Regions from separate parts of the Homo sapiens genome. Here region 2 is linked to region 1. Evidence: chromatin loops called from intact Hi-C (ENCODE). Cell type or tissue: GM12878. All regions are shown on one strand. Links, peaks and the distances in the headings refer to the core of each region. The heading gives the core; the rest is flanking DNA. Region 1 overlaps NTRK2 (neurotrophic receptor tyrosine kinase 2). Region 2 overlaps NTRK2 (neurotrophic receptor tyrosine kinase 2).

Region 1 (2,919 bases), core at 125-2,624:
TCTGGTTTTGATTATTAACACTCTTGCCATTAGGGAACATTTGGTCTGAGCTACGTGTTAGAGTTCCACCAGTACAAGGGAAGAAAAAAAACCTGAGCTATCCCCTTAAAACAGTTGTCATACTATGAACCCCAGGCTCAATCTGACCAGTTGTTTGTTTTTGTAAATAAAGTTTTATTGGAATACAGCCCCATTCATTCATTTATGGATTATCTATGGCTGCTTTCATGGTACAGCAGCAGAGTTGAGTAGCTGTGACAGAGACCTTATGTCTCAGAAAACCTAAAATGTTTACTCTCTGGCCCTTCACAGAAAAGGTTTGCTGACCCCTGCCTTAATGGAACACATAAGCAAAATATCTAATGAAATAACCATCCACCTCCCGGACTTCCACATATTTTGTAATAGGTTGTGGAGATGGGGATCTTGCCCGGTTCAGCTTCTCTGTTTTAGTCAGGCCAGTCCCTAAATCAACGTAGGCAGATGCACAAGCAGTGAGATGGGAGCAGAAGTTCAAACTTAGGGGAATACCAAGGTCCAGCTCTGCGCAACTTTACCTTAAGAGTCTGTGATTCCCTCTGTGTACACTTCCATTTCATATACTAACATGGGTACTGTGTAAAAAGAGAAAGAGACACCTTCAAAGCTACCATCAGGGGTAGCGAATGGTGCTAGACCTCACTGGTCCATAGTTCCTACTTGATTAGGTCTCAGTTAAGAGCTAGTATATTAGATGGTTATACATGGAAACATAGGTGGATGTTTTTTCCTCTCTAAAAGAAAGCTATGAGCTATGAAGTTTTCTGGCTTGGATGGGTCAGTGATAATTTCAGGGGTATGGCAGACTTTGTGATATTTTCTTGGGAAGTAAAAGAAAAAAGGTATGGTTCTGATAAATATTCTGTCAGGAATTCTATATTTGAGTCTTTTTTTTGTTATAACATCACACTAATTTTTTTTATACAAAAGACTGTCAGGGTTCAGGGTGCAAAAGGGTAAATGTGCAGTCTTTGTATGTTCCATTGTCTTTTCTTCCTCTCTTCATAACTTTTGCAGAGAAGGCCAGCCTTGTTTGTATGTTCCGGTGTCCAAACCTTATGTGTACAAAGTAACTGTGTGGTTCAGTCAGAAGAAAGGTGATAGGAGTTTTGAGAAACTGGCATTTTGAAAAAGGGCAATTCCTGCCTCTGTAGGAGTCTTAGTACTTTTAGGATGTCTTAGGAGAACATACAACTGAACACCACCTCTAAAATTAATTTCTACTTACAGCTGAGTGTTTTTATGTATATGTTTTGTTGACGCTTCTTAAGAGTTCATAACATTCTCTGGTATATCATACTTTTCAGATCATAAGTATACTTTTTTCTTACTCATATAATAACTTTTCATATATACAAACATCTAATTCAAGAATTACCCATTAAAGACCTAGCCTTTTTTGCTTCCCGTTGAAAATGTGAATTTTGAGATTAATAAATAATGTATTTTAGTCATTTCAGTATAACATTCTTAACTTTGCCGGTTAAAAACAATACCTATTTTCAATGAGATGAATGCCCCCTGGTGGAAACAGTGGCAAATATTTGCACTGATTTGGGGGGCCCACAGACAACAAGAACAAGCATATCAAGTGTAATGATGGAACAATGTAGGCATATAATTGACATAGCTTAGAGAGTGTCTTTAGTTTTTTAAGTCTATACTTCATTTAAATGCAGTAAATAGAAGATAACATCAAATTGGGAGGGTCAAAACATTCAACAAGGAACTAACTAAACCCTTATTATGGCAATTTCTCTAGCGTCTTTCTTTTCAGCTTGGGAATCTCTTAGCTAGTAAAGTCATTTATATCAAGGCTCTTCGTAACGATTTTTTAATGGAGGAATTTTCAATAATACCTTGGAGGGTGTTCTAAAACTAAATAGTTGTATAAGAGAGAATTGCTTAAAGGATTATAAGATGGCCTCCAAGAAAACACACACACACACACACACACACACACACAAACACACACACCCACAAACAAACACGTCAGTGGGTGAGAGGAGCAGGTTTTGGGATTTAAGCTTCACCAATGACAACTTTATGTTGTTTGTCTCGTTAACTGCCAGACAATCCATCTCTGGTTCCATAGGGAATGCTTACCAAGCCAGGCATGTGAGCTTGCCAGGACTCATGTTTTTATAGAAAGCTTTATTTTGGAAATTTCTAATCTGAACATACTTGAAATCTAATTCTCAGAAAACTTTGGAAAACCATTTAAAAGGAAGCAGGAAAAGGGAAAAGCAAAAGTGAAGTATGAGGCTGTATCCCCTCTATAGGAAACGGAACTGTGAAGAAGCAGAGGTTGCTGGCACGTTCTGCGGCTCTCCCCTCTGCCCCGTCATACCTAGCTTTGCTGTGGCTGTCGCTCTAGCAGAAAAGCTGTGGTATTTTTTCTGCCTCTGCAATTTTCCCACTTGGATGGAGCCTTTGGAAATGAAAAAAACAAATAATCAAGAGCCATCTTGTATTGAAAGCTGATGTTCTGCATACTTAATGGGCTGAATCACCCTTTCCCTTTTCAGATATGGCTCATGTCCATTAAGCCGTGGATATGGCTGATAAATACCATTGTACTTGTCATATCACCAAGTGCCACATTTTCCGAGGCAGTGACGTTTCTTTACCTCAGCATTTGTGAGAGATTGCACTCTGGAGTATAACGGTTCAGGCTGAAGTTGTCTATTAACTTGAAAGGACTTAGAGATATGTTAATGGCTGGGTGGGAACTCAGTTCTTTAGAAATTCTTCTTAAACCAGTACCTTTCATCAAGTCACGATGCTTAATCTTATGTTATCCGTGGCTTATGTCCTGAAGTGGGTGGGAAATGGGGCTTGACTTCCCCAAATGTAAGAAGTGTAATATACAATACTTCT
Region 2 (2,919 bases), core at 259-2,758, 84 kb before region 1:
GCTGAGGGCAATTATTATTATTATTTTAGACAAGATCTTGCTCTGTCACCCAGGCTGGAGTGCAGTTGGCGCTATCATGGCTCACTGTAGCCTTAACTTCTTGGACTCAAGTGATCCTCCCACCTCAGTCTCCCAAGCAGCTGGGACCACAGGCACCTGCCACCATGCCCAGCTAATTTTTAAATTTTGTGTAGACAGGGTATTACTATGTTGCCCAAGCTGGTCTCGAACTCCTGGACTCAAGCCTCCTGCCTTGGCCTCCCAAAGTACTAGGATTACAGGTGTGAGCCACTGTGGCTAGCTGGTTTTTATCACTTAAATAAATAAGTAAATAAGTAGTGGGTTTGAATATGTTGTGTTCTTGTAATCTAAATTAGCTTTTAGATTGGACAAATTTGGGGTTCCAAATCAGCTTTCCACCCCCTTCTGTTATTGTCTTTCCTTTGTTTGCTTGTTTTCTGCATGAGAAGTGAAGCTGTGTCCTATGACGGTGATAAACTCCAGGTGGAGGATCAGTTTGGGTGCCCTAAGTGAGCAGACATTCCTTGAGCATCAGCTCTGTGCTAGGAAACGGAGATCAGTGAGATGAGATGAGGAGCTAGCAATTCAGTTATGGGGTCAGGTAGACTCATAGAAAAATAAAATTGAGGGTACAAAGAGTACCTCCCATTGCTCTAATTCTTAATTGCAAACTTACAAGTGCAATAAATGCTAAAACTGCATGCCAACCGATGGAATAAAAATGTTCTGATTGGAAAAAGCATTTTTGGTGTTGTGTCTACAAATCACTCAAGCAGTCGTGGAGGGTCCTGGGATAGATTTAGATGAGTACATTGATAAGACTCTATCATATAAGATCCAATCTTTAGGGCAATAGTTAATGACCTTGGGATGTAGTAAATGTGCAAAAAATAACAGCAAAAACTGCCCTCATAATATGAGGTCCTAGCAAGAGTCCTGTATATGGACTTGGTAAGGGAGGAAGGCACATTCTGGGCAGAACAGGATGGTTGAAGGCCACCAATGATTCCTGGCAGATTATTAATAAAGGTTGAGGGCCAGGGACCCTGAGGGACTGACGAGGTGAGAGAAATTCCTAAGGAGTACCAAATGAAACAAAAAATCCGAATTCACCATGCCTCTTGGTCACTATTTAAGGGCCGCTGACTTGCCTAAGAGAGCATGCAAGCAACGTCTGCAGGCTGGGGGGTGGAGGGAAGCTCAATTTTCTGAGAAGATGAAAACTCCGTGGACCTCGTGAGATTCCTGTGAGGCAAGTGCGGGGACATGGGCTCTGGGGGCGGAGGGGCTGTGCTTGGAAGCCCCTGGGCCTAAGCTTTCTAGAGCAGTGGGCCTAGGTTAGAGGAGTTTGAGGTTGTCATGGAGAGAAATCTCCTGGTTGGGGTGTGTGCCACAATTCTGGGCCTTCCCACTGCTCCCTTGAGGGAATGGCACCCTTTTTGGAGATGTGTTTTATTAAGCAGAGCTTGACTCGGTGAAGAGCCCACAGTGTCACTGCACTTTAACAGGGGCAGTGGGGAGTGGTTTTCTGGGAAAGAGCCTGCTGCCCGCCTGTCAGTGGCCCTGACCTGGCACTTCCTCTCTCCTTCCTAACCCTGTGCCTTTGGGATCAGTTGCCCTGAGGCAGAGAGCAGGAGAGGCCAGGGCTGTGGAGATCCTCCTGGAGGCAGGTGGAAGTCACCAGGAGGGGGCAGCGCAGCACACACCTTGGTCTTCTGTTTCCATGCGGAGGCTGTGGAGCAGGGAAAGAAAGCTGTTAGCTGTTTGCTGTTTGGGTGGTCCAGGGAACCAAGAACTTGAGCTCGGGTGTGTTTGTCCACTGAGTCACTGAGAAACCCTGGGGTCTGGCTTTCCTGCAGTTATTTCCTTTGTATGGTTGTTGCAGTCTCTGTCTCTCTTTCTTTCCCTCTCTCCCTCCCACCCTTTCTTGCTTGCTGTCTCTTTCTTTTCTTTTTTCTTCATAAATTTTAAAAATTCAAAAAAGTATAATGACATAATAACTTTATATAATTACATTCAGAAATAATAGTTGAATATTTTTAAGCTATTTTTTCTTTTAATAAAATAGTTTAGCAGTTTAATAACATAAATGGTATAAATAGTTTCTGTGTATGTGTGTGTGTGTGTGTAACCCCAGACCCATTCTCCTTTCCCAAGGCCACCTTCCTTGGAATCATCTTTCTATACTTGGCATATCTACTTGACTGTGAACACTATGTGATATTATTTTTTGTGTATTTTTAAAAGTTCACACAGATTGTTTTATGTTACATGTACGTATCAGTATACAATTTTGCTTATCTTCTTTCTCACTTCGCATAGCAGTGTCTTTCTGTTCAAATATGTAGATCTGATTTAATCTAATATATATATATATATATCACCTTATTTTAAACAATGTCTATTTCTTTATGGATGGACACTCGGGTTGTTCCAGCTTTTGACTCTATGACAATGAATGTTGTAATATTCTACTGATCATATTACAATGACTCTTCTTGAGTCCATATGTGAGAACTTCTCTTGGATGAATACCTGGAATAGAATTGCTGGGCCCTGAAGGGTTCTGATTTATAATTTTCCAAGATACAGGCCAAGTGCTTTTCAAAGTAGTTATAACAATTTACACTTCCTCCAACAATTTCAGAGAAATTTCATCACATCCATAGAAATGTTTTACATTGTTAGACTTTAAACATTTTGTCAATCTAGTGGGAGAGGAATAATATGTCATTGTTATTTTAATTTACATTTCACATTTCTTGGGAGATAAGCAACTTTTCATGTTTCTTGGCCACCGAAGTTTTCCCTCTGTGAATTCCCTGTTATTCACCTTACTGGCTTCTTTTCTAACCCTATGATTTGATTCTTCACTTAGTGGTAGCTAAGGAGAGTTTC

Evidence for each region. A loop is a pair of places that touch in the nucleus more often than their neighbours do. Peaks named below come from ENCODE experiments on the same cell type or tissue, not always from the same donor. Only the 100,000 strongest peaks of a DNase experiment are listed, where the experiment ranks them.
Region 2: it touches region 1 in a loop (10-fold over the local background); 16 of 110 quality-filtered maps call a loop at or near these places.

The regions. Positions count from the first base shown.
Region 1 is chr9:84,780,064-84,782,982 of GRCh38, forward strand. The region is part of intron 12 of NTRK2 (neurotrophic receptor tyrosine kinase 2); the gene reads left to right. Among named protein-coding and RNA genes, the nearest start is that of NTRK2, 110 kb to the left of the region's middle. In GM12878, for the core only: a CTCF peak has its summit at 1,574 (motif pointing left); a DNase peak (open chromatin) is centred at 589; H3K27ac peaks cover 535 bases.
Region 2 is chr9:84,696,001-84,698,919 of GRCh38, forward strand. The region is part of intron 2 of NTRK2 (neurotrophic receptor tyrosine kinase 2); the gene reads left to right. Among named protein-coding and RNA genes, the nearest start is that of NTRK2, 28 kb to the left of the region's middle. In GM12878, for the core only: a CTCF peak has its summit at 1,713 (motif pointing right); no DNase peak of the experiment used is centred there.